Linked DNA regions of Homo sapiens: regions 2, 3, 4 and 5 are each linked to region 1. Evidence: chromatin loops called from intact Hi-C (ENCODE). Cell type or tissue: heart right ventricle. All regions are shown on one strand. Each heading gives the region's core, and the rest is flanking DNA. Links, peaks and the distances in the headings are about the cores only.

Region 1 (6,375 bases), core at 734-5,733:
GAATCAGGACTTTGCACTCATGCTGTTCTGCCTAGAGCACTTTTCACTCCACTCGCTGTTCAGGTTTCAGCTGCAGGTCACTTCCAGGAGAAACTTTCCTAGATACACCAAATCAATTAGCCTCCACCTGTTTATTTTTCTCATTCATTTTCATACCCAGATATTTTACTTCACAGTGGTAGTCTCAATTGGTAATTATGTGTATTTATTTATTAATTATTTATATCTCTCCCAACTAGACTCCCAACTCCCAATTATACCTTTTGCTCTACTTTTAACTCTTATCTGAGGCCCCAATACTTTTGTGTGTTTTTCTTCATTTTAAGTTAACCGATTTGATTGTCTTTTTTTGTTTGTTTGTTTTGTTTTCTCCACTAAACTGTGAGCTACACTGCTGGGCCTTTTTTCTTTTTTTCAATTTAATGTATCACCAAATCTTTGCAGATAGTAGTTACTCAATAAATGATGATGATAATTAAATTGTGCCAGTGTATATACCTTGGTGGTCCTAGGTCCCATTGCCCGGTGACTGAAAGAACACAACATGGGAAGCAATAAGCTTCTAGAGGCTTGAATATGCATGTTTTTAAAATTGTATGCAGTATACGCCTGTACATATGGGATAGTTGGGGCTCAGGACACATCATCCCAAAATATGACCATAAGAAACATATGCCACCTCAAAATATACTACTCTGGCATACTTTAAGCGGAGAACTGCAGACACGAGAGGAGTACCCCTGAAAAGCTGTTAACACTGAAAATTTGTGTGATAATAAATTTATATCCATGAAGGAAATCTACATTAGTAAAAATATCTATATCTAAAGGAGGGCTGCTCTGAGAGACCTTTTATTTATTATTATGCATAATAGGACAACCTTTATTCATTATACATTTCCTCTTCTCATCTTTCCATAACTTCTGTGGTCCTCATCCTTCCTCCCCATTAGCAGCTTCAAGTTCCTATTACTTTCTATAGCTCAGTATGCTAGATAAGCTTCAATCATCTGACCCTTCTTCAAGTCTTACATTTTGTGGAACTCCCATATGCTATGTAGGTAATTTAAATGGTTTTTCTCTTGTTAATCTGCCTTATGTTAATTTAACTTTTTGCCCAAACAATCCAGAAGTGTGGAGGGAAGCCACTTTTTCCTCCCGTACAGGAGAGTACACATCTGAATTTTAGAACAGTATGAATTTCATGCAACTTCATTCTTTTAAATAAAGTTAATTCTCCAAATGCAAAATCATCTGTGATTTAAATTTTATGCTTTCCTAACTCATTTTATGTATGTTAATTTACATATTATGCACAAAAAAATAAAAAAAAACTCCTATCACGTGTCTTCATTTTTGTTCCAGAACTGTGGGCACGTTATGTATGCCAGCAAAAGGGAATTCAAGTAACCAGATTAGAAAGGTAATTAAGAATGCAGTTGAGCAAGATACTCAGTCCCCAGTCCTATGCTGGAGTAAGGTATGGTAGAGAGAGAGAAGAGAGGTGGGCAATAATTGTAAGTTCAGTATCAGAAATAGTGGGTTTTGGAGAGGAAGGAGTTTTCGAATGTCTGATAGGAAGCAGCCATTTATCAGCTTATTTGACCCTAGACATGTCAATTAAACTCTTTAGGTTTCAGTTCTTTTTCCTTGTGGATGAAAGGACTAAACCCCATTAGAAATACTTTCCTGCTCTATGATACTTTGATTCTTACTTTCTCCGTAATGGTGGGAAAACAAGAAAGAATAATCTGAGAAAAAAAGGATAGGAAAAAGATAACAATTATTAAAGATAGAGAGATGCAAAAAAGAGACATGATTGCTGGTTATGAAAGGAAAAATATTTTAAAAAGTAAGAATTTAGGTCTTCATTCATCCCCCTCTGAGTTTCTTGAACAAATATTTATACAGTGCTAGTCAATACTTACGTAGCACTGACTACATGCCGTTTTAAGGGCTTTATAAATATTAACTCATTCAACAAGAATATAAGTTTTACTATTATTCCTATTTCATTGCTGAGGAAATAGGCACAGAGAGTTTAAGTAACTTAATCCAGGTCACATAGCTGGTAAGGGCCAGAGCTGGATTTCAAACCCAGGCAGTCTGGATCCAGAGTTCATGCTCTTGTAATGCTGATTTTACTGTTAGAATTTGCCATACATTTTCCTCAGTGAAAACCCCCACATCAAAGACAAAAACTTATTGAACTGTAACAAGTATAATAAATCACTCCAGACATATTTAGGCTAACACATACCCTATTTGTTTCTGTGTAATTACACTTTCTCAAGAGCCTGCCACAATTGGTATCACTGTTTTCTTATGAACTCTTCAAGCAAGACTAATGCAAAAGGGAGAGGATTGTTCTTTGTTCAGCTGCAAACCAGGTGGCACAAAGCACAGAGAAGAAAGCCAGGCTCCAGAGAACGTGTGAAGGCAACCAACTCTCAGAGACACTTGCATAATTAGTCAGAAAGCATTTTCCTTCAAATGACTGCAATTTTTAAAAGCGCTATCCCATTTTTCTCCCATCACCCTAATTAAAAAAAGACAACAAAAAACATACAAAAAAACCTTCCCCAAAGCAAGACTACTAAAATAAAATGGTCTGGCTGTGAGCAAACATTTGAAGCTTAAGTGTTATGTTGACCTTGTACTGCAGGAGGCAGCATCTCATTAATAAAACAATGACCATGTGTTTTTGTTGTTGTCCTTGAGGTTCTTTTTATGTTTGTTTCAGTATTGTGAATAGGACTGTGATTGTCTCATTCTCTAATATGCTTGATTTCTATTCAGAAAGTAAACAACTGAAAGGTTTTGTAAAGGGGTTAGAACCAGTGATTGTTGCTGATTTACTTCTGTGAAATTGAGTCCCTTTCCTTTTCTATTGTTTGTCTACTGTTAAATTTAATTTCTTGTGCTCACAATTAAAGTTTAAAATATTAGAGTCGGAGGAAGCTAGGAGATCATTTCTCTTGATTTAATTCTCTGATTTTACAGATATGGAAACAAGATCAGAGTGGTTAAATGGCTTGTCCAAGACAGCTAGTGGCATAGCCAGGACTGGCTTTTCCACTGCAGGTTCTGTGCTCATACCAAGCTTCATTGTTTGATCAGTCTGGAGTTGAGCCTCTGTAACACCCTCTTTTCTTTTTCCCAACCAAACACATCCTTCTTCCACCTCATATCCCTTTATTTTCTTTCATCCAATCCAATTTATTTTAGTAGGAGATTAACAATGAGTACCTGTGAAGTTAATGTTGATGTCTAGAGGGTAATTCAAACTTGCTGAACTTCAAGCAATGAAATGTCTTGGGAGCCATCCATCAGAGGTGCTTTGAGGCTATGCTTGCAGAGAGAGAAGTCCCGACTGCTGGAAGCTAGGGCTTCCTTTATTCCAGGGTATTGCAGTGATGTCAGTGTGTGTTAGAACTTAGCATTGTGCCTCTGGTCCTGCTGCACTGACTCTCCCCTCCCCCCATCATCTTTTTATATTTTATTTAAATATGCATGAATTTCTATTAAAGTCTCTCTTCTTTCTTAAGAATTAAAATTGGTATCTCAGGATAGAATCTGTACTCTCCCACTCCCTAGAACCCCAAAGCGTTCCTGGATTTTCCTGTATTTGCTTCTTTCCAAAAAAAAAAAAAATCTTGCATTTTGCCCATCAAATTTCATTTACAACACCCCGGTCCATAGTAATATTTCCTTCCTTTACCCTAGAACATCTGTATTGATAGCTCTTGTCTTACTATTGTTAAAAGAAAAACTTTCATCAAATTAAATTTATCAGAGCTTAATTGAGCAAAGAATAATTCCTGAACCCACAACCCTCAAAACGAGAACAGGTTCGGAGAGCTCCAGTCCACAGTGTGGTCAGGCAGCATTAATAAACAGAGGAGGAAGTAAGATGCAGAGATAGCTCTCCTGGTTACAACTCGGTGTTTGCCTTATTTGAACAAGATCTGATCAGTTGTCCACCTGCAATTAAGTGAAGCTCAGCTGTTGTCACTGGCTGAGACTCAGGTATTGTTACAGGAGTACTCCTAAATTAGGTCTTCTGTTAGTTTATGTGCTAAGTGAGGCTGCAGTTTGTTATGAAAGGACTCACATCCTCAGGCCAAATTTAGTTTAACACTACTTAATGTTCAAAGTCTGGCCTCTCCAGCTAGATGATAACCTATCCCAGGTTATTTTCACATCCATTTTGCTGTGGAAGATAGGCATCTATCTAGGGGATTAGCTAACTCAAGGCCCAGCCCCTCTCCTAATCCTTGCCACCACAATAAAAAGGATTTTGTGGCTAATTTGATTTATCAAATTTCAGGATGCTGATTAGGCCACATTTGCCAAAGGGTTGATACTCGTTTAAAGGTTACCTATGGATATGACCCTTTCTTCTCTCTTTCTTCCAAGTGGCTGGCAGGCAGGCTGATCCATAGGGCAGTCTGGCCACCCACCTTACTCTCCTCATTTAAAAAATCTGGGGTAGCTGCCTGATCATAAAATTTAGATTTGGGGCTAGGTAGAAGGAAAAATCACTCTTTAATTCTTGAATCCAATTAACATAGAGCTCCACGTTGGGGTTTCAGGCTGTGCCAATATCAATAAAGTGTTGTTTGATTTTGCCTTTGCTCCTTTATGTCTCCATGAGATCCTTAAGGAGAGATAGTATGCCTGATACTAATATAGGATTTGGGTATTTCTACACAGTTTTTTTAAGTGAGCACATTAAAGATTTACCTTTTTAATTAGCCCTAAGTGTGATAAATCTGGTTCAAAGGAGTATACTAGAGAACAAGTGTAGTCACTGAAAGAATAAATATTGAATGAAAGATTGCTAAGTTAGGTACAATCTAGTCAATGTCCTCTAGAGCAAGTAAATATAATATTGGGAGTTATCTTTTTTTTTTTTTTACCTGACAGGAGTCATTTGGATTTACTATATAACATCTCTACTAATCTCTAGGAGACAAAATTTATTTTCATTGTTATTTGTCAAGAATCATTTGCATCATTATAAGTTTTCTTAAAAAAATTATTTTAAGTTCCAGGATACAAGTGCAGAACGTACAGGTTTGTAACATAGGTAAACATGTGCCATGATGGTTTGTTGTACCTGTCAACCCATCGCCTAGGGACTTCTCCCTAACTCATTTTATGAGGCCAGCATCATCCTGATACTAAAACCTGGCAGAGAAACAACAAAAAAACTTCACATCAATATCCCTGATGAACACTGATGCAAAAATCCTCAATAAAATACTGGCAAATCAAATCCAGCAGCACATCAAAAAGCGTATCCACCAGGATCAAGTTGGCTTCATTCCAGGGATGAAAGCCTGGTTCAACACAGGCAAATCAGTAAACATAATTCATCACATAAACAGAACTAAGGACAAAAACCACATGATTATCTCAATAGACACAGAAAAGGCCTTCGATAAAATTCAACATCCCTTCATGTTAAAAACTGTCAGTAAACTGGGTTTTGATGGAACACACCTCAAAATAATAAGAGCTTTTATGACAAACCCATAGTCAATATCATAATGAATGGGCAAAAGCTGGAAGCGTTCCCTTTGAAAACCGGCACAAGACAAGGATGCCCTCTTTCACCACTCCTATTCAACATAGTATTGAAAGTTCTGGCCAGGGCAATCAGGCAAGAGAAAGAAATAAAGAGTATTCAAATACGAAGAGAGGAAGTCAAAACTGTCTCTGTTTGCAGATGACATGATCCTATATCTAGAAAACCCCATTGTCTCAGCCCAAAAGCTTCTTCAGCTGATAAGCAACTTCAGCAAAGTCTCAGGATACAAAATCAATGTGCAAAAATCACAAGCATTCATATACATGAACATTATAAGTTTTTCTACAAGTCAACATCTACCCTCATTGAGTGGTAAAATACCCTAATCAATAGTAAATTGTAAATCAAACAGAGGCAAATAATTTAGAGAATTGAATAATCTTTGAATGTGTGTGCTACACGTGTGTGTGCATGACTTGAAAGAAAATGTAGTCATCCTTTTGCCTTTTTCCAAATTTTGGATATTTTTTTCCTTAGCAGTCCCACATTATAATCATAAATAATCTCTAAAAATAATTCTTGATCTCCAAAAAAAAAAAAAAAAAAACCTGGTCTTTGGCCCGGTTCATTTACAAAGATATAACAAGAGTATAAACTAATATACTTAGTTTATGTCACCTTATAGTATGGTCAGCAAATACAGAGATTAGAGTGCTAAGCAACTACCAAGACCAGAAAATTCTGCAGATTTCTTAAGAAACCAAGATTGTATTTTGAATAGGCTCTCTACAGAAGTTTAGAAACATTGTATTAACAAAATTTTAAGCATATGCAGAAGT
Region 2 (6,375 bases), core at 802-5,801, 360 kb after region 1:
ATTCTGGACATTTCATATGAATGGAATCATGTAATATGTGGTCTTTTATGACTGATTTCTTTCACTTAGCATAATATTTTCAAGGTTCATCTGTGTTGCAGTGTGTATCAACACTTCATTTCTTTTTAGGGTTTAATAATATTTCATTTTTTTCTATACATCTGTTGATGGACATTTGGGTTGCTTCAATTTTTTGGCTCATATAAACAATGCTGCTATAAACATGTGCAAGTGTGTGTGTGTGTGTGTGTGTGTGTGTGTGTGTGTGTGTGTGTGTATGTACATATGTTTTCATTTCTCTTGGGAATATACCTAGGAGTAGAATTGCTGAGTCATTTGCTAACTCTAGTTTAATCATTCAAGGAATTTTCAGGCTATTTTCCAAAACATTTTACACTATTTTGCATTCCCACTAGCAGTGTGAAGGTTTTCAATTCCTTCATGTCCTAACATTTATTATCTAAATTTTTTATTCTAGCCATTATAGTGGTTGTAAGTGGTATCTGGTATCTGTCACTTTACAACTGTGATTTTGATTTGCATTTGCCTGATGACCAATGATGGCAAAAGCTAGCATCTTTTCATGTGGTTATTGATCATTGTTATATCTTCCTTAGAGAAATGTCTATTTAGATCCTTTGCTCATTTTTTAGTTATTTGTCTTTTTATTATTGAGTTATAAAAGTCCTTTATATATTCTGAATACAAATCCCTTGTCAAATACATAATTTGCAAAATATTTCCTGTCATTCTGTGGGTTGCCTTTTCACTTTCTTGATGGTGTCCTTTGAAGCACAAAAGTTTTACATTTTGATAAAGTCAAAATTATCTATGTTTTTTCTTTGTTGCTCATATCATATCTAAGAATCCTTTGCCAAATCCAAGGTCATGAAGATTTACTCCTATGTTTTCTTCTAAGAGTTTTATAGTTTTAAGTCTTATATCTAGGTTTATAACAAATTTTAAGTTAATTTTTATAGATGATATTAGGTAAGGACCCAAGTTTATTATTTTGCATGTGGCTATTCAGTTGTTCCTAGCACCATTTGTTGAAAAGACTATTCTTTTCCCATTCAATGGTCTTGGAACCCTTGTCAAAATCTATTGACTAATGACACATGATTTTATTTCTGGACTCTCAATTATATTCCATTAAACTATACATCTATTCTTGTATTAGTGTCACACAGTCTAGATTTCTGTTGCTTTATAGTAATTTTGTAATACTCAAGTGTGAAGTTTCCTACTTTTCTCCTCTTTTTTCAGGTTTGTTTTAGCTATTCTGTGTCCTCTGCAATTCCATATGAACTTTAGAATTAGCTTGTCAGTTTCTGCAAAGAAGTCTGGTGAGATTCTGACAAGAATTGCATTAGATCTGTAGATTAATTTGAGAAATATTGCCATCTTAACAGTATTAAGCCTTCTAATTCATAATCATGGGTTTTTCCCACTTATTTAGAGCTTCTTAAATTTTCAACAATGTTTTATTATTTTTAGAGTATACGATTTGCATTTATTGTATTTAATTTAGTCTAAGCATTTATTCTTTATGATGTTACTGTAAATGAAATTTTCTTAATTTCATTTTCAGATTGTTACAAATGAAGTCAATTCCTTTGGGAAGAGACTAGTAGCTATCTGCTTTGTGGCCTACCTCTTGCTTGGGCAAAACTTCTGGTCAAGGGCTCTAGAGCAGGAGGTGAGGACAATGGCACAATTAATTCTCTCTGGCTGACACCCTCTCTTTACAAGTTGAGTACTACGTGGAGGTGGCAGGCAGGCAGTAGCCTTTCTTCTCAGCTTGCTTCTTCTGTCATGGAACCACAACCTTATGAACTAGAGCGAGGTGATAGTGTCCCAGTGTTCCCATTGGCACTGCACTCAAGGTTAGGACCTCCATTACATGAGTGGGAGCTGGGCATTAGAAGACAACCCTCACCTCATAACAACACTCACCAGGAACTTAGCCTCAGCAACAGGTAGCTGGGGGCAAGATGAGAAAAGCTGACATCCTACTCCTCCCTGGAAGAAGGCCCTGTGCTCTTCGCTGCACCAGATTGAAGCGGAGTTTTTGGCTTGCTGAGCTGGGAGGAAGGAGAGAGGGAGTGGTCTTGGTTGAAATGCACCTGACTCCCACTTTTTTACAGGATTTTGTAGATTTTCTTAGATAGATGTTTATTCAGTTGTTGTATTCTTTTAGGACAATTTGCAGAGATTTCAAATGATTGAGTTTTTATAACTTTCACTAATTTCACAGGGGACCAGTTCTGCTAAGCTGTTCAAGCTGTCACAGTACTGTATGATAAGTATTTTAAAATTTTCTCGTTTTAAAATTAGGGTATATATTTTCCACTTCAAAAGATTATTGTGAGACTGAAATTAGTGTATGCAAAGTGCTAATAACAAATGCCTGCCACAGAGTAAGGTATTAATTACTGTTTCCTATTAAGGATTATTACTATTGTTGTCTTATTGATTATCATTATGATTCACTATCCACAGTGTAGTGGTAGGTTAAAAGCACAGGACCTCAATAAAGGATGTTAGGGATGTTATTTGTTTTGTTAAAATTTATTGTATTTTTTATAAAATGGAATGAGCACCCAAGAACCAACCTTCCTCTTTACTCTTGCCCCAAATAAAAACTAGCGACAATGACCTACATATATTTCTTTGGTTTTTCTCATCAACTCATTCCCTTTATCCCCAAAGGCAAGTGATCATTATCTTTAATCCAACTCATATTGGCTGACAAAACATTTCGAATTTTATATATAAAGTTTTATCGAAGTTTCTTTTGAAGATTTAGCCCAGGGGTTGCAAACTTGTGGTCCTTGGCCCTTATAAATCTATAAGTGATAATAATAAATATTTTGGAGCATTTACTATGTTCCAGGCACAATTCTTTGTTTATTAATTAATTTACTTATCATAATACCCTGTGAAGTAGGTAAGCCTGCAAAGCCTACATTTTTAACCTCACTGCTATTCTATTTATAAAAGATTGTATGCCTATGCCTATATTTACATATATGCATAGTGAGATTTTTCCCAACATGTGAATGGAAGTTTCCTCTGGGTAGTGGCATTTTCATAATTTTTACTTTCTCCTATCTGCATTTTGAATTTTCTGAATTTTGTTTTTTTGCAAAGAGCATGTATCATAATTAGAAAGAGTAAAACAAAAATTCTGCTGCAACTTTGCAGGCAAGAGCAAAGCTGAGTTAAGCTCTGTGATAAGCGACGCCTAGTGACGAGGGTAATTAACTTGAATCTTTGTATTACACTATTTTGAACTTTGCTCTGACTTCAATAGCATGTTTTATTATGTAAAAATTAGAAATCAATCAAAATATGTTCCATTAATATTATTAATTGTGTTTTGTGCCAAATGTGTTGGGGAGAATTCTGAGCTATGCACTTGTTTCTAGCTTTTTTTTCAAGCCCGACCAAAGCCTATTTTCTGAGTTCATAAGCACCTACAACAGTTCACCTTGAGACTGATAACAGTTCATCTTGAGATTGACTAATGTTCAAACTTAATTTCTGAAAGGAAGCATTCAGCCTGCTTGGGGGTTTCCTTGCTTTCGATGTGACATCAAACACCACAATCTTCCTAAATAGTTGAAGAAGGTGAGCTCTCCGAGACTCCATCTCAAAAAAAAAAAAAAAAGCAAGCTCTCTAGTACTTGCTTTTATCCTCTTCAAAGACCAAAAGGCTGAGTTTTATTAAACAAGAAAATACATAGAAAAAAATCATTCGTGTCTTTTGAACAGACTTCACAGAATATGCAGCTGATATACATATATTTTTTTTCTGGTTACACAAAAGTAACTAAGGCACAGTTTTGCTATAGGAGAATGAGATAAAATTGTACCTGATTCAAGTAATTTCCAAATTAAGATAAAATAAAACATCTCTTCAATTGTATAATAGCTGAGCCAAAGCTATTTAAAAATGTGATGACAATTTTTAATACTAACACCTCAATGAGTGTTTTAAATACTTGTAAGGTTTCTTCATTTATCATTCTCTCTTTTATTGGCTGATCTTTTTGCTAATGGGAAAAAAGAACTTGAACATATTTAACTTATGCTAATGTATATGCCTGTGATCCCAGCCCAAATTTGAAGGTTAAGTTGAGTAAGTGGTCATATATTATTAGAATACTACATCCAAGGAAAACTTTTAATTAAGCCTCCACTGAAATGCCAATTAATTTACCTATCAAATGCTGTTTTAAATTTGTGAGTGTCGAGGAGTCTGAAATACAAAGTAAGATGTACATCCTGAAATAATGTACAAGCAATCAGACTTTGGCAAAGAATATTATCAACATGACCCAGATGCATGAAATAGTGCTAATGACTTGCTAAAGATTTTAATCCAACAGTAAAAAAATGCATTTCTAAGGAAAAAAACCCTAAACTCTGCTAAGGTATTTTGCTTGCATAGTTCAAAACTGATAGTCCAACTTTTAAATAAACTTTTTCCCCAAACTTATTGCTAATTGAATTATCTAAATCCACAGAGTTAGTAAAGTTGTAGAACTGGGATTTCAATTGAAGGCTGTTTATAGGAGTAAAACTGTTGAAAACATCCTAAATGTTGAATACTAAGGGCTTGGCTAAATAATAAAAGGGAAAATAATGCAATGAAATATTATCCAGCTATTAAAGGCATTCTACTAACATGGAACTAGTGAGATATATATATATATATATATATATATATATATATATATACACACTATATATATATATATACACTATATATATATATACACTATATATATATACACACTATATATATATAGTGTGTATATATATACACACACACACAATAAAATAGGTAAAAGGGCATATTTCAATGCTGTAACAGCAACTTTTAGGGAGATGATATGTATCTTTTATTGTCTTCATTCCTCTTTTAAGTATTTTTTTAACCACAATTATATTAATTTTCTAGGACTTCCATAACAAAGTACCACAGTATGGGTGGCTTAAACAACAGAAATTTATTTTTTCATAATTCTAGAGTCTGGAAGTCCAAGATCAAGATATTAGCAAGGTTGGTTTCTTCTGAGGCCTCTTTCCTTGGCTTATGGATGGCTGTCTTTTCCCCATTGTCTTCACATGTCCTGCTGTCTGTATGCATCTGTGCCCAAATTTTCTCTTCATATAAGGATATTAGTCACATTACATTAGAGCCCATTCAAATGACCTAATTTTACCTTATTTCCTCTTAAAGACCTTATCTCCAAATACAGTCACATTCTGAGATACTGAAAGTTAGGACTTTAACATGTGGGTCTGTATAAGGGGGCACAAAATTCAGCCTCAATAACAACAATGTTCTATATTCCTTTTGCAAAGAGAAATACAAGAACTTCATTTCAATAAGATAAAAGGAATAAAAACAGCCCTTTCTCTCATTATTCCTACACAAAATTAATTAATTGTTCTTTTTGTTGGTGAATCAATCTTTTTGGGCTTTGGTTATTAGGAGTCTGTCCTTCCAAATTCTGATCAGTTTTATCTAACCTTTGAAGCTTTGGCCTAGACTTTATGTGGTGATGACATCATCAAGATACGCAACTGCAGGCATTTCCTAAGGCGGCTTGCTCAATATTTTTGGTTAGTTTTGGAGCTGTAACAGCTTCCTTAGCCAACAGACCCCTCATTTATGTTTTCTTAACAGATACAAAGATTTTAAATTTAATGTTAGAGAAAGCAACACTTCCAATCTGACACGTACAAGGAAACTACAGTAATTTCTTCCAGACCACAGCAAGTAAAAGGAAAAATGAATTCAAGGAAAGTTTTTCTGAAGCCAATCAAGACACGTTCCTTTACTTTGCCTGAATTTTCTAAACACTGTGTTATATAGACACCACTAACAGTGGAACCTTGAGAAAAAGATGGGAGAGTCTTATAATCATAGAACTCTGGAAACTTTCTGACCATAAATCTCCCCTTGGGAAGATATTGCCTAGTTTTTATTTAGTTTAAAAAAGTGTAGTAGTGACCAAGGAAGGGGCATTTTAAAAGGAAGAGCCTAAAGAAGTAGCAATGAAGGCAGAGAAAAATGAAGTGGGATAATATCTACTGAATTCACGAATGAAGTGGGAACCCCAAAAGGAGAGTTCAGATTTACTTACTATAACTGAAGACCCATGGACTACATTTATTTGCCTATTTTCTAATGTATGTTTGAAATAAAGGTCTAACATAAAACACCAAAGCATATGTTTTACATAAATTCACAAAATTAATTTTTATTATACATCTTTTCAAAAGAGTGCAGTTGGTTTGGGCAAAATAAATGGGAAAATATTTTTATAACACTCCACCAAAATCTTTTGTGTCTCCTCT
Region 3 (5,000 bases), core at 1-5,000, 710 kb after region 1:
AATGGTTAAAAGGAAAACTGCCCACTTCCCACTGAGATATGAAACATTCAAGTTCTGGCTTCCATGGCAACCCCAAACTCCAATTTTTATGTCACCAGCCTCATGACATTGCTAGAAGCTCTGCTGGCTTGCCTCCCAAATAGCTGCACCCCTCTGTCTGGATCCTTCACTTCTTACTCCATGCCAATAGTCAGTAAATCATGCTATGAAGGCAAGAACAATTTGCAGGATTTTGGCTCACCTTTCTGAGGTTCTCTTCTTTATGGGAACCTAGTCCCTCAGAATTGTGTGCTTTGCCTCGATAGCTTTTTTGTACCATTTTATTGGAATTACATCAGTAAAATAGACCATTAAGGTAATCTACTTTTCCAACAACTAATCTGGTCCTCTCTGCTCTTTAGAAATGTTCATTAAATTTTGTCACTTAGAAGTCATTATTGACCTGCTAATAAAATTGAGCTTTCATCAGGGCCAGGCAATGTAGGCTAATGTAGGCAAATACTTAAATTGAGATATTCCTGAAGGCAAATACGGATTTGCTCAGTAATAAGGAGAATCATCTGGGACCCCAGCAAGGTAGAGAAACTGCATTTGAGAATTCCACATTAAACCCAAGACTCTTAAAGGGGTGCTAAAGTGATTTTAGGTATGTAGGACCCCTTGGCTCCCTACAAAAATATATATGGATACTTTTGGAAGGGAAGCATCACCAGTTAAGGGCCATGAGATTTTATCAGATCAGATTCAAACATGGAGCTTACAACCAGGATCACTAATTGCACAAAGAAACACCATGAGTTTGAGTTAACAGAAACAAAAATATAACTTTCTAGATCTGTAAAAGGGTTAAAATATTTAAATTAAAATTTAATTTAAAAATTTACATATTTAAGGAAAAATAATAGCAATGAGAAAAGACATAACTGCAGAGCAGCTAAATGTAACTTTTGGAAATGTAGTCAAGGAAATATTAAATAGCATAGTAGACTACTGAAGAAAGAATTATTAAACTGGGTAGAGAAAGATCGGAAGAAATTATCCAGAAAGCAACACAGATGAAGAATTGGGAAGTATAATAGATTTTAGGAGATATAGAAAAATGAGTCTAATGTACATGATATATGTAATCATAGTTTTAGTAGCAGATAGAAGACAAAAAATACTTAGGTGAAGCCTAGTAAATGGAAAGAAACTCACACGTAGATACAAAATAGTGAAACTACACAACACCAAAGATATACACAAACAAAAATCCTAAGGTCTACCAGAGAAAAGACAAATTTCCTTTTCAGAAAAGGCAGTCAGGCTGAGAGCAGAGTTGTCAGAAATACTGGCAGTCAGAACACAGCAGAATATTTTCTTCAAATTTCTGAAACAATATGGTAACCTAAAATTTTGTGCCTGGCAGATGCATCTTACAAGAATAGGAGTGAACTAAAGACAATTTGAAAGAAGTCAAAACTTTACCACCCGCCAAATCTTTACTAAAGGAATTTATGATGGATATATTCTAGAAAGAATATATGATGGATATATTCTAGAAAGAATATATGATGGATATATTCTAGAAAGAATATATGATGGATATATTCTAGAAAGAATATATGATGGATATATTCTAGAAAGAATATATGATGGATGTATTCTAGAAAGAATTTATGATGGATGTATTCTAGAAAGAATTTATGATGGATGTATTCTAGAAAGAAGAAGAAGAAGAGAAAGTTTGAGATCTAATGAAAATGTTAAACAAATCTGAAAACCATGGGTCAATCCAAACAAACATTAAATTCATAAATAATAGTATTTCCAGATTTGTGAATAGTTTTTATAAGATTTTTTAAGGACAGAACTAAAATTTCAGACAGTAATAATACGTAATTCAAGAGATGAAATATAAATTTAAGTGTTCTAAATCCATGTGTAGCTCAAAAAGGGGGTTCAGATGAGGAAACTGAGGGAAAAGAAGGTTAAGTAATTTGCTTTCTCTGGGTCATGCAATTAATCCTGAATACTTTCTTTTGTCCTAATGACTTCATACTAGAAAAAAATGAGGATGACAAATTGTCATAATTTAAAACTAGGATATTTTGGGTTCTGTCCTTGGGTGGGTACAAGATAATGGAAGGGTTTGGTTTTCTCTTCCTGTTTCTTCGGTTAAGTAATAACATAAAAAATATTGAATAACCAACATGATAAGATCAAGAAGCTGAAAATTATGGTTAGGGCAGACCCTGGAAATATCAGATCAAGTGATGGAACAGCCTCATATTCCTGTGTCCTGATCCCCAGTTTGTATGACTTCACTCTAGAAGAAAGAGCAAAGGAGCAAAATGTAAAAGGGAAGGAATGTCCACATAAGATACCACATGGGCAGGTGGTAGGAATGAGAGCCACAGGCATAGCAAGAGCCCCCTTCCATTCTTGCCATCAAGTGCATAAGGCATTTCTATCATGATCATTTTGGAGTGGATTTTGCATTGTGGCATCTTTAGACAGCTGTCACAGCACAGCTAAAAGTTTATAAAATAACCTATATCCCAGGCATGCTGAATCCAACTAATTAAATTCCTAAAGTTCAGCCAAAAGAGACAAACACATCTATCAAGAATCAGAGAGCCTAAAGAGATTACAACCCTCCCTAATCAGATGGGCCCTTCTGCTTTAAAATCCTTGCTTCCCTGTTTGGGTTGATGGAGCTAAGTGGTTGTGACATGTTTGATGCAGTTGACTGTGATGCATCCTGGTTTTCCATAAACTCCATGGAAAGAAGCTGGGAAGAGCCCCCTCGTGGCAAAGAGTGTAAGCAAATGGAATCAAATGAAATGTGAAGAGAGTCTGAGGAAACATGTAGCAGCAATAGGCAATGAGGCGGAGGGAAAGCGAGTATGAAGTAAGAAGAGGCATACAGAAAGATAAATACCCTGTTTCCAGAGAGGGCTAATGAAATCTGTTCTTTGCGCAAATCAAGTAAACAGCGTGTCCTCTAGTTCAGTCAATCAATGTTAATTTTAAATAGCTGAAACACAAATTATTATGCAGTTACTAATATAAAATAAATGAACGAAATCACATAGGACTCCTTTAATAAAAGCTTAAAAGCAGGAGATTCAAATATAATTTGTATTTTCAATTTTGCTCTTCTAGTATGAGTCACTGACATTGTGGAGCTACCATGATATTATTCTGCTTTAAAAATTCCTTGAATTTATCGTTACTGTATTTGCAGTAGTCCTTTCCCGGATTCTTGTAAGTTTGGCTGCCGACTGCAGTGATAAGAGATATCTCTACACCTATAATCTAGACTCTGTTTTTCCTATACAAAATTTGAAAATATAGAGAACTTTAATCATGGTATTGTGATTCTTCTTCTTTGGCATTCTCTTTAGATGCAATTTCTGCTTTGGAAAAAATATTCGGGCTATCCATTTTCACCTGGGCATGGAAAAAAAGAGATGTCTTTATCAGACAAGCTGGTTCCTTTTTTGTTCCATTAAAATTAAACTGAGAGAGTTTTATAGCACAAAACAGATGGATTCACTTAAATAATTCCCCTGTAGTATTGTTTATTTTCTCTCTTTGATTGCCCAAAATTCCTTGTGTCTTGACACACATTTTCTCATGCCCTCAGGAACAAGGAATTAAAGGCCGAATTACTCAAAGGAGTTGGCATTTTAGACTTTATTTTTAAAATTATATTTTTAATTTTTTGTTTTTAAATGTTTTGATTTTAAGTATTTCACATTAGGACAGTTTGAATCATTCAAAAATTTATATTTCATGAGCTATGTCTTCTTCCTGGAATCTGCTAAAATTACTCAAATATGAAGTGAAGATAAACATTAATATACTTGAGAGAATGCATGTTTATCGGAATCTCTTCACTCATGGGTGAGTGTGTAAATGTGTGAGTGTGCGATGTAAAATTAGATGAGATTTTCAAAGGTTTTAACGGTCATCCCTCTAACTTTAGACATGATTACATTGAAAGCATTTTAGAAAATTTTAAAAACTTCCAAAGGTTATTCATCCCTATTCCTTAGACTGTCCTCTTTCTGTATCTGAAATAATTTATTTATAGTTTATCCTTTCTATAAAGAAAATTTGGTTATTATCTGCATTTATCTCCCTATCTTTTTGAAGACCGATACGGTCTTCAAAATATGCATGCACATCCTAATTCTTTCTGTTTTTAAACTTTAAGTAAACTAAGATAATGCACACTAGGAAAAATAGTAGTTTGGCTTTGGAAAAAAAAAAAGAGAACTTATACTTTTATAACTTTAGCTTCTCACCTGCAGAATAGAAATATCCATGCTTCTCATGATTGTTGCCAAGAGTTACACTTTTTTTATATTTATTTATTTATGTATTTTTTGTGAGATGGATTCTTGCTCTGTCGCCCAGGCTGGGGTGCAGCAGTGGTGGGATCTCAGCTCACTGCAACCTCTGCCTCCTGGGTTCAAGCAATTCTCCTGCCTCAGCCTCCTGAGTAGTGGGATTGCAGGCATGCACCACCACATCAGGCTAATTTTTGTATTTTTAGTAGAGATGGGGTTTCACCATGTTGGCCAGGCTGGTCTCGAACTCCTGACCTCAAGTGATCTGCCCTCCTCGGCCTCCCAAAGTGCTAGGATTACAGGCATGAGCCACCGCGCCTAGCCGAGTTATGCTTTTAAAAGTGTTCAAAATATGTAGACAAACACTATAGAAGCAGAGCTTCTCTCTTACAGGTTTATTTTAAATTTCATCCCAGGCAGTAAATTTGATGTCTTAAAATCTGCTTGTTTGTTTAAATTTAGTTAATCCGTGAGTTCCAAGAACTCTAATGGTTGTGTGAATTTTAAAATGTGTGTTTGAGAGTGAATTGCATGTATCTGAAGCAATCAGCTGGCAGCTACTAAAACTTAGCAATGAAAAAATCACTCTTCTCATAAATTGCCTTCAGAAAAAACAGGGTGTCAAGACAGAAATGGACAATGTTCTCATGGGCTTTGAAC
Region 4 (5,000 bases), core at 1-5,000, 700 kb after region 1:
TTATGTTGATTTGCAATTTAATTATAGTGGACATAAGTGGCTTTATATATATATATTGGTTATTTACATTTTGTTTGAATTGCCTATTCACTTCCTTTTTCAATTTTGTCCTTTAGTGATTTTTTAGAAGCTCTCTGTTTGGATATGTTTTATCTTCTCTGTGTGGCAAACATTTTCTCACAGACCATTTCCTCCTTTGCTTATGGTATATTTTCTTATGTAGAAGTTTTTATCTTCATTTAGTCAGATACATTAGGAATATCCTTGGCAGTCTATGAATTCATATTATTTTTAAAGGTTATAATTTCAAGATTATAAAATAGTCCCTCATATTTTCTTTTAATCGTACAACTTTATACTTCTGTTTTTTCTCTCTTTGGAGTTTATTTACTTACTTATATAAGTAACTATATATAAGTAATATAGTTACTTATATAAGTAACTATATATAAGTAATATAGTTACTTATATAAGTAACTATATATAAGTAATATAGTTACTTATATAAGTAATAAACTATATGTAAGTAATATAGTTACTTATATAAGTAAATATATATGGCCTCTGTGTTTTGTGCTCTTCGTTTCTGCTGTGAGGACAGAGTAATGACTCTGCTCTGATAGGCAGTTTGGCAGAATATGACAGATGTGCCACAGAATCCCAGAACTGAAATTTCTATTCCAACCAACAACAGGAAGAGAGACAGATTGTGAACTAGCACACAAATGGAGTTTTTTTGTGTCTATCTCGAATAACATTCATTGAATAACTACCATTAGCAAAAATATTCATTGAATAAACACCAGGTTCAAGTGTCACATTAAAATATTACTAAAAATAACATTTTATGGTATATTAATGTTACTTTTGGAGTGAAATTCCTAAAGAACATAGATGTAAAATGTTGAGCTCTTCATAAGGAGTGATATGAAGTTTTTCTTCCCCAGATCTCTGAAACTTTTTGCCTTTTAAAAACTAGTGTTCATCTTTTTAATTTCTTCAAATATGCTTGACCCTCCCCAAGTTCTAGCATTAAAAAATGGGCCACAAATGCAAAAAAGGGTGGCAGCTAGGGCACATTTTAGCAGAATTTGAAATAGGTGGTGTGAATTTTACTGTACTGAAATCCTAAAGAATCAGCCCAATTCATTTCTTAGTGAAAAAGTCCAAATTAATGCTTTGTGCCTTCAGATTCAGGCCTTTTCTTGCCTGATCTTGTCTTGGTTTGTGTCTCAGTCTTCAGGAACCAGTATTACTGTGGACATCGCCGTCATGGGCGAGGCCCACGGCCTCATTACCGACCTCCTGGCAGACCCTTCTCTTCCACCAAACGTGTGCACATCCTTGAGAGCCGTGAGCAACTTGCTCAGCACACAGCTCACCTTCCAGGCCATTCACAAGCCCAGAGTGAATCCCGTCACTTCGCTCAGTGAAAACTATACCTGTTCTGACTCTGAAGAGAGCTCTGAAAAAGACAAGCTTGCTATTCCAAAGGTAGGTAGTAATGACATACCCCTTAAAGGGTTAAACTATTTTTTTTAATTGTCTTCTAGGTCTCCTTCCTGTCACCTCAACTCCATCTGCAGATTCATATCAGTGACTCAGGCAAAATGTGTTGATCGTGGTGACAGAAGTAATAAATATTTAAACATAAAGACTTCTGTCCTTATACTTGATAGTTTTCTATACATAGAAAATTTATCTTTTTATGTTACCTCTTTTATTTAATCTTTCATGTTACTTGCAAAACGTTTTCTCTTCTATATGCCAGGCGCTTTTCTAAGGTGATAAGGATATTGCAACAACAACAACAAAACAAAGAAGGCAGAAATCCTTGCTCCTTTCTAGTGCAGATTCTGTTTAAAATTCATTGACTCCTAAAGCTAAAGGTTCTTTACTCTTTGATTCTCTTGAATGATATACTTCAAAATACCCTCCTGACTTTCCAATACACAGTTTTGAACCCAGAACAGTTTTAGTCAATTATAGATTATTTAAAGTAAAATATATCCTTAGTGATTTCTATAAATATATATTTTATATGTAAAAGGAAGAAATTACACAAACATTCTTTTTACATATATGGCATGAGTTTTATGAAAGTAAATTGTAGGAGGATCCTCACCCAGTTTAGATCTCAATATTAATTAAAAATAAGTCATATTAAAGACAAATCAGTGTCAGTGGTCTCTGGTATATTCAGCACAGTTATTTATTTAGTAAACAATCAGCTATCCCTTTGAGCTGGTGGTCAGTCAGTAACATCTGTGCTTCTGCTGTTGTGAGTCTCTTCTCTCAGGAATGTGATCTTCATAACTTTGTCAATAACATATTTACATAGTTTCCTTCCAATATGAAATTCCCTGATAAAGATATACCTAAGTATAATATGATAGTAAGGAAATGGAGAGAGAGATTAACTGGTTCCTTCAGGTCTCAAATTAGACCTGAGGTTAGTGACAGATTTAAGGCAAGAAATCTGGTATTTAAGAGTGTTTGAGTTTTCTCTTCCAACTGAATTACCTTCTAAGATGCACATTCAGATGTTTAAGAGACACTGGAAACTATTTAATATCAGAGCTATTCTTAAATCCCAAGGTGACATATAATTCACTTCTCAAAATTTTTTACCTTCTTTGGAAGAGCAGAATGTCTTTGTGAACTATGCCTATGTGGTTGGTTTATTAGGAGTGATTAGCCGCAGATAAAAGTGGGTTGTGGTTCTGTGTGTTATGACTGTTGCTGAAGTTATAGGAAAAAGACCTTCGGTTTAACTTTTTCTTTTCTTTTTTTCTTTCTTTCTCTCTTTCTTTTTTTTTTTTTTTTTTTTTTTGAGACGGAGTCTTACTCTGTTGCTCAGGCTGGAGTGCAGTGGCGTGATTTTCGCTCACTGCATGTTGGCCAGGCTGGTCTCAAACTCCTCGTGACCTCAAGTGATCCACCCGCCTTGGCCTCCCAAAGTGTTGGAATTACAGGCGTGAGCCACTGCGCCTGGCCCAGTTTAACTTTTAAGGTCAAGAACCACTTTAGAGTGTTGGTGCTCATCCTAGTGATCCCAGACTCTTGTCTCAGTGCAGATGATGCTACATGTCCTGTTTAGGATATGGTGGGAGAAGAAATAAGAAGGGGAACAGCAGGTTGGCCAGCAGCGTCTCCTATTAAGAGGAGTTGACACTGATGACATTACCCATATCTCTGTTGTCTAAGTTACATTAATCATAAGAGAAGTGGTGCATTTTATGAAAGACTTGAGCTCCTTTCATTTGTGAATGAAGATAATAAAGTCAATAATACTTGGGGGTATGACTGTGGTGCAAGGTGATATAAATTAATTCATGCCCCCAAACAAGTGACTTTTGAGGAAGAACTTCTCATAATAACTAATATGTGTGTATAGGTGTGTAAATCCTGTTGAATAAATATAACTATAAAATTATCCCAGAGGCAATTGACTCTCACTCCTATAATCACATATTTGTATAAGCATTGAAATAAAGACCCTAAAAGGTTGGTTATGTATTTATTTATTTATTTATTAGACAGACTTCTGCTCTTGTCACCCAGGCTGGAGTGCAGTGGTGTGATCTCAGCTCACTGCAACCTCCGCCTCCCAGTCTCAAGTGACTCTCCTGCCTCAGCCTCCCGAGCAACTGAGATTACAGGCACCCACCACCACGCCCAGCTAATTTTTGTATTTTTGGTAGACGGGGTTTCACCATGTTGGCCAGGTTGGTCTCAAACTCCTGACCTCAGATGATCCACCCGCCTTGGCCTCCCAAAGTGCTGGAATTACAGGCGTGAGCCACTACGCCTGACTGCTTATTTTTATAATATGCATTCATTTTGGCCAGAGAGTCTTTTATTAAATTTCTGAGCACTCAAATTTTAGATAGATAGGTGATATTAAACCAATGTAATTTAGTCAATTCACTTCTAATTAAAAGCTTGTTTCCTTCTATTATATTACATAAAATTTAAGAGATATAAAATATTCTGGGTAATGAAGTCAAGTCTCTTTCCTAGCGCCTGAGAAGGAGTTTGCCTCCTGGCTTGTTGAGACGAGTTTCTTCCACTTGGACCACCACCACCTCGGCCACAGGTCTACCCACCTTGGAGCCTGCACCAGTACGGAGAGACCGCAGCACCAGCATCAAACTGCAGGAAGCACCTTCATCCAGGTGGCATACGGCTCCTGCTGGTTTAATGTCTCTTAGAGAAGTTACTTGCCAAAAATGAGTTATAAATTACAGGAGAAGGAAGGCTAACCAATTACATTTGGTTGGAGGTCAGCTTTGAAGATGGAAAGGGTACATGGTTCAAATGCAGAGCAGTATAGGGGTTAACATCAGATAATTAGGCTTAACATCTGTTGTGTGGCCTTATATATAAGTGGAAAGAGTGACTTGATGTGATCTCTGCCATTGTGACCTTAGATGGGAAGGGTTAAGCCCAGGATAAAGGTAGGTAATTTTATCTACATTGAGATTCATACCGAGACCCTTAAATCAAAAGCATACAACTTGACATTTGCATTTGATATGAGATCCCCCAGCCCAGTCATTAGCCTCCCACAAGACCAGCTGTCTTAGCGTTGTACAAAAGACAAAAGAGCAAATCAAAAGTAGATCATCCTAAGAACACCTAGATATGTTCAAACATTTGGTAATTTAAACTTTTCTGAGGATATTAATTCCAATTTTTGAAAGCAACTTAAAAGCCAGAATTATCAAAACTAAAGAAAAGGTTATATTAACATCTAAAAAGAATCTTGAAGAAAATAGCTAAGGAAAGTGCATTTAGAGGGAGATACTGTGTCCTTTTCTATTTAGAATAAAAATATTATACTTATCTTACTTTATTCAAATTCATTAATTGTGAGAACATTTACCGTATGATTTCAGGTTTTTGAAACACATGTATAAGTTTTATCAATGACCTAATGAATGAAAAAATATCCACATCTATGTCGTATTATATGACAGCAATATCAGAAGTAATTT
Region 5 (5,000 bases), core at 1-5,000, 460 kb after region 1:
ATGTTTATAAACCTCAAAATTAGAAGTATGCCTATATATTTTAAGATTTTTCCATTAATATGGTTTGTGTCAGTCAGCCCAGTAGAGTCAATGTTGACTTCATTGAAAACGTGTGTTATTTTATCTATCAAAAGAAAGAGTTTATTTTGGGATTAGGATAGGAGTTGTGTTTTTGAGAAAGAGTTATTGTTGTGAGTTATACTGTCCTGGATGTGTGAAGATAATCAATGCAACTATTGTATCATGCCTTTGCATTGGGCGATGGGGAAATGTCTTATGCTCCCGGAAGTGATGCATAACCCTACAGGTTTATGGTGAATTGTTTACTTAGCTGCCATATGTCTCCTCTTCAGTGGAGTCTTCCTGCTCCATTTCTGTGTGGTGTTTATATCTTCTTAAAAAAACCCTCAAATTGAGATTAAAAAATATTATGCTTATATTCTGCATTCATGTGTTTAATGAACCTCTGTGAAATAATTCTGAAGACCCTCAGAAAGTCCAGTCTCCTATTCTTGCACCTAAAGATGTGTTCCATTAATGTTCAAATGAAGATAATTCCTTTATATAGAAACTTGAATCCTTTTGGTAATTACCTATATATACTTTCATGATAGGTAGTATTTTTTATTAAAGGAGATTTTTTGTTGTTGTTTGTTTTTTTAGTAAGGCTACTATGGAATTGTTTTAACTTTGAACTGAGAATGTATGTTTGTGCTGTTATTGATATAAAATATACAGATTTGATCACTGAGAAAAAAGTCTAACAGATGTGCCTGAGTTGTAGTTTAGAGGAAGATGTGTTGTATGACAATCGTAAAAAATATTAGTTGACCATACCTGTTCATTGTGAATGTATACCACTGTTTTAAAAGAAGATGCTACCCATAGCTAATGTTACCCATTATCCATAAAGGCCTTTGATCAATCAACCTACCAGGTCTCAAATCAACACATTTTATCTGTGCATTAGTCCTTGTGCTAAAAATCAAAAATAATATACAGATAGATGTGACACAGCATTTGTCTCTGCAAAGTTTAGAGCCTAGTGAGATTAATGAGAAGTGAACATAAGAAAAAGGGAAGTCACAGTGAAATATCTTAGATAATGGAGAAATGCATATAATAACTTGGAGCAGGTTTTTAACCTGGCTCCAGGACTCATTCATCTCCTCTCTGAAATTGTATGCAGAACTTCATTTGTTCATTCTTAGGAGCAAAAAGTCTTAGTGTCATAGGTTTTCAGAAGGTCCTCAACACATAGATGGTTAAACATAAATGGCTTAGATTTTAAGCAACTTTACATTTTGAAGACATGGAGAATGTTTTTGAAAATGGAAATTACTTTGGTGTACCTTTACAGTCTGCTCTGAAACAAAGGTAAAATAATATTTCATTTAGGACATGTTACACTTCAAAATAGTACACTGATTGATTGTATTTATGTCGAGTTAGTTTATGACTGTAAATAGCTGGTTGCACTGATATTTTAAATGCTTAATTCTGAAAAGGCTGTAGTTAGTAGACTACAATTAGTCTGATTTTAGAGAGAAGGAAACTGAGAGTTAGCTATATGTGTGAAGATAGCCCAAGGCAAGATGGCTTTTGTCCATTTCCTCTTTGACTTGACTGTGCTACTGAGGAAACAGTAGGAAAGGAGTCAGGCTGCTAACTTTAACCCTGGGTATCATTTGTAATTTTTCCCATGGAGCCAACTCTAAATTCTCATTCAGCATTAGAAGACTGAATAATCAGATTGAGTGTCAGATGTGTAAATAACACAAAACTTGTTAATACCAGGTAGCCTCTGGAATGAATTATTCTTGACTTTGTCACGTAAATGAATATCAGTTGCACTGAAAAGTCTAACTTTGTGGAGTCTTATCAAACAAAAGTATTTAGCAGTGGCTTAAATATTGAATATTTTTATTTTAGATTTTCAATATGTTTATTTTTGTATGTTCAGGATTTCCAAATTCAAGGCAAAGCATAATCTGCAGATTGTTAAGGCATTTCTTCATTAGCAAAAACAGCTGGTAATTTTTTTCACCTGTTATTTTGCAGTGTTTCCTTAGAATTTCATTAAAATATAAGTAAATAGGGTATAATATCAGAGGAGGTCATGAAGAACATTACCATTTCGAAGATGGAAAGCTATTTGAGAGAAGTCACAAACTAAGCAATGTCTGTGTTTTTGATTTGATTAGAGCTGTCATTTGTTATTTAGGAATCTGTGAATGATTATTAAAGCTTTCAAGTATAGCCAGTCCTGCTAACATAATAATAATATTACATTAAGGGCACTCATGTTCTTTCCTCCTGAGAAGATGACTGGTTACAGGGGGCACATATTGTTTGCTGAAGTGTGTGTATGTGCATGTGCATGTGTGTACCTGTATGTGCATTTATGATTTGTGTGTGTGCATGTGTGATTTTCCCCTGGCAGAAAATTGCTTTGGTTGTATCAATTTAGTGAAGAAACAGTGTCACCCAGTGGCTTTGATGAAAACAGTCCTATAAACATTATAGATAAGCACTGTCCAGTAGAAATACAACACAAGCCATACATTTGATTTTACATTTTCTAGAGGCCATACACACCCAAGAAACAGATGAAATGAATTATAATAATATGCTTTATTTAACCCAGCATAGCATGTCAACATGTAATCGGTGTAAAAAAAATGAAATATTTTGCATTCTGTTTTTTTGTGAGTCTAAATATCTTGTGTGTGTTTTACACTTAAAGCACATTTCAGTTTGGCCTAGCCCCATTTCAAGTATTAAATAGACACAGGTGGCTAATGGCTACCATATTGGACAGTGCAGCTCTATATTTTTAAAGATTTGTAATATTTGAGATACTAATGTCACCTCTTCAGTTATAATGAAAAGTCTTTGTAGATTTAATAACAATATACAGTCTTTAAAATTATATGTGTAATCTTGATAGCTCATTTTTGTACCACTCTAATAGTTGCCAAGTCTATTTGCCCTTTTTTCTTCATTTCTCATTATTGCATTTATTTTAAAATATGATTATTTTCATCGGAGGGGGAGATTTAGCAGAGTTCCTTAATAAAAGACCTTTATATTAACCTGATTTATAACACAGTATCAATATTTCCAGTTAATTATGAATTTGCCTTTAGGAGTTTGGTATGTAACAGGGATTGCTTATGGATACACTGTAAACACAACACATGTTCATGATGATTAGTCTATAATTGGGTTATCTAATGTCTCTTTAGAAATGAAAGTGCTTATGTTTGTAGGTCATTATCTTTGTAACTTAGGAAACTAAAAGTCACAAGCCTGCTCCTAGCTTTAATGGATGAAAATTGTAACAGTGTCTGTAAAGGGCTAACTTTTCACTACTGTTTATATAAATACCACTTTCATGGAAACACAATGAAAATGGTTCATTCTGTGTATAGAGCAGATTGGAGATTTTGATAGTGTGGAATTTTTAAAGTAGGAATTTAGATTAGGTGAGTTTTGGAGCCATTTTCTGAGTTCACTCCGGTTTGCAATTTCAAACTGATTTCAGATGAAAAAGTCTGGAAATGTTTAATGTCATGTCCTCTCCATCACCTTTCCTTATACTCTATGAATTCGTTAACAATAGCCGTAATTCCAATTCTACATCAAGAAATAAAGAGAAAATTATATATGGCATTTTACTTTATATATAGATATATAGATTAACTTTTAAAAATACATTTATTATGTGTATAACGTTTATATCTGTGTGTGATGCTTTTAGTGATTGGGACAGGGTATATTACTTATTTTTACACTGCAGATTAATATAGACAGATTTTATATCATAGATACATAGATTTTCACTTACTAGAAATTCTAAAAAGATCAAAAGGCAATAGAATCATGGTATACAAAGAAGCACATTTGGACAAAATGAAATAATGTGGATGCTGGCTCGCTTCTGGTAAAAGCTGACTTAATTTAGAGTTCTTGAAGAAGCTAGCTGAAGAATGAAATGTCATTGTAACACACATCTGTTTCTTGAAAGAGTTTATACTTGAATGTAACTAGTCACTGTTAGCTCTGGCTAATTTTGAAGTTGATTTAAATTAATATAGAGGTTGTTCTGGTACTTTTTTTTTTGGTCAGTCTTTTTCTGTTCTCCATCTCTATCTACATGCACATTTTCTTTCATTTCATTTTCTTTTTACCTAATAGAGTCTTCTCCCTCCGAATGTGTTTAAAATTTTAAGGAATGCCATTCTGTCTCTCCCAGTACCTTGTTAGAATATTGAAATAATTTTATGCAAGAATCTTGTGGTTTTGGTTTAATAGGATTTTAGTAAAAATTTTCCATCTTGTGAAGTAAGTTTAAATAACTGAATATTTATGCTATGTCTGTGGCAAGTGTTTCCTCCTCTCCAGGTATAAACCACTTAAAGAGACCTAATGGAAGTTTGAAGTCATAGAGATATTATTCAGTGGGTAATGTTTAATTCTGTGGCAACAGTTATACAGCTATGTGGAATCAGCATCCTTAGCCCATTTTTAAGCTAGCATGAACACAAATAAATGAAATAGTTTTTATTTTTATCGTATTTTAGAGATCCACTTCAGAAATGCTCTTTAGTGAGCAGTGTTTGTCCTCGTGATATGAAACATCCCCTTGTTTGGGAGTTATTATTTCAGGGTCCAGCCTCAGCAGCAGTCTCTCAGGAAGTTTGGAAGGGAGAGAGCCTGCTGAACTGCTTATGCTGTATTGAGAATTTGCTTTCTAGTCTCAGGAACTAAGGAAGTCAGATTCAGATTAAGACAATTTTTATTATAAAAGGAATCAAATTTTTGTAGCTTCCTTTTCTCAGCCATAAGCATTTCATTTAGAAAATTCTGGCCCAGTGTCTTGCTTATTGTAAGTGCTGGCTGGATGGTAGGAAAAATGGATGAAAAAGAAATAAAAGACTTTTAACCTGAAATATTTATCTCCCCATTCTCCTGAGGTTGAGGTAGTGACTAAGTTG

What was found. A loop is a pair of places that touch in the nucleus more often than their neighbours do. Peaks named below come from ENCODE experiments on the same cell type or tissue, not always from the same donor. Only the 100,000 strongest peaks of a DNase experiment are listed, where the experiment ranks them.
Region 2: a loop joins it to region 1, with 2.9 times the contacts of the local background. A loop is called at or near these places in 3 of 110 quality-filtered maps.
Region 3: it touches region 1 in a loop (4-fold over the local background); 5 of 110 quality-filtered maps call a loop at or near these places.
Region 4: a loop joins it to region 1, with 3.0 times the contacts of the local background. A loop is called at or near these places in 23 of 110 quality-filtered maps.
Region 5: a loop joins it to region 1, with 5 times the contacts of the local background. A loop is called at or near these places in 35 of 110 quality-filtered maps.

What each region holds. Positions count from the first base shown.
Region 1 is chr12:19,913,212-19,919,586 of GRCh38, forward strand. No RefSeq gene overlaps it. Among named protein-coding and RNA genes, the nearest start is that of LINC02398, 98 kb to the right of the region's middle. In heart right ventricle, for the core only: a CTCF peak has its summit at 2,642; no DNase peak of the experiment used is centred there; H3K27ac peaks cover 787 bases.
Region 2 is chr12:20,275,112-20,281,486 of GRCh38, forward strand. No RefSeq gene overlaps it. Among named protein-coding and RNA genes, the nearest start is that of PDE3A, 90 kb to the right of the region's middle. In heart right ventricle, for the core only: a CTCF peak has its summit at 3,255; no DNase peak of the experiment used is centred there; H3K4me3 peaks cover 473 bases.
Region 3 is chr12:20,622,134-20,627,133 of GRCh38, forward strand. The region is part of intron 5 of PDE3A (phosphodiesterase 3A); the gene reads left to right. Among named protein-coding and RNA genes, the nearest start is that of SLCO1C1, 71 kb to the right of the region's middle. In heart right ventricle, for the core only: a CTCF peak has its summit at 2,797 (motif pointing left); no DNase peak of the experiment used is centred there; H3K27ac peaks cover 392 bases.
Region 4 is chr12:20,612,207-20,617,206 of GRCh38, forward strand. It overlaps PDE3A (phosphodiesterase 3A), which reads left to right. Exons shown (of 16, transcript NM_000921.5): 3 at 1,237-1,494; 4 at 4,024-4,178. Among named protein-coding and RNA genes, the nearest start is that of SLCO1C1, 81 kb to the right of the region's middle. In heart right ventricle, for the core only: no CTCF peak of the experiment used is centred there; no DNase peak of the experiment used is centred there; H3K27ac peaks cover 440 bases.
Region 5 is chr12:20,374,703-20,379,702 of GRCh38, forward strand. The region is part of intron 1 of PDE3A (phosphodiesterase 3A); the gene reads left to right. Among named protein-coding and RNA genes, the nearest start is that of PDE3A-AS1, 6.9 kb to the left of the region's middle. RefSeq lists a silencer at 93-387. In heart right ventricle, for the core only: a CTCF peak has its summit at 2,491; no DNase peak of the experiment used is centred there; H3K4me3 peaks cover 4,923 bases; H3K27ac peaks cover 5,000 bases.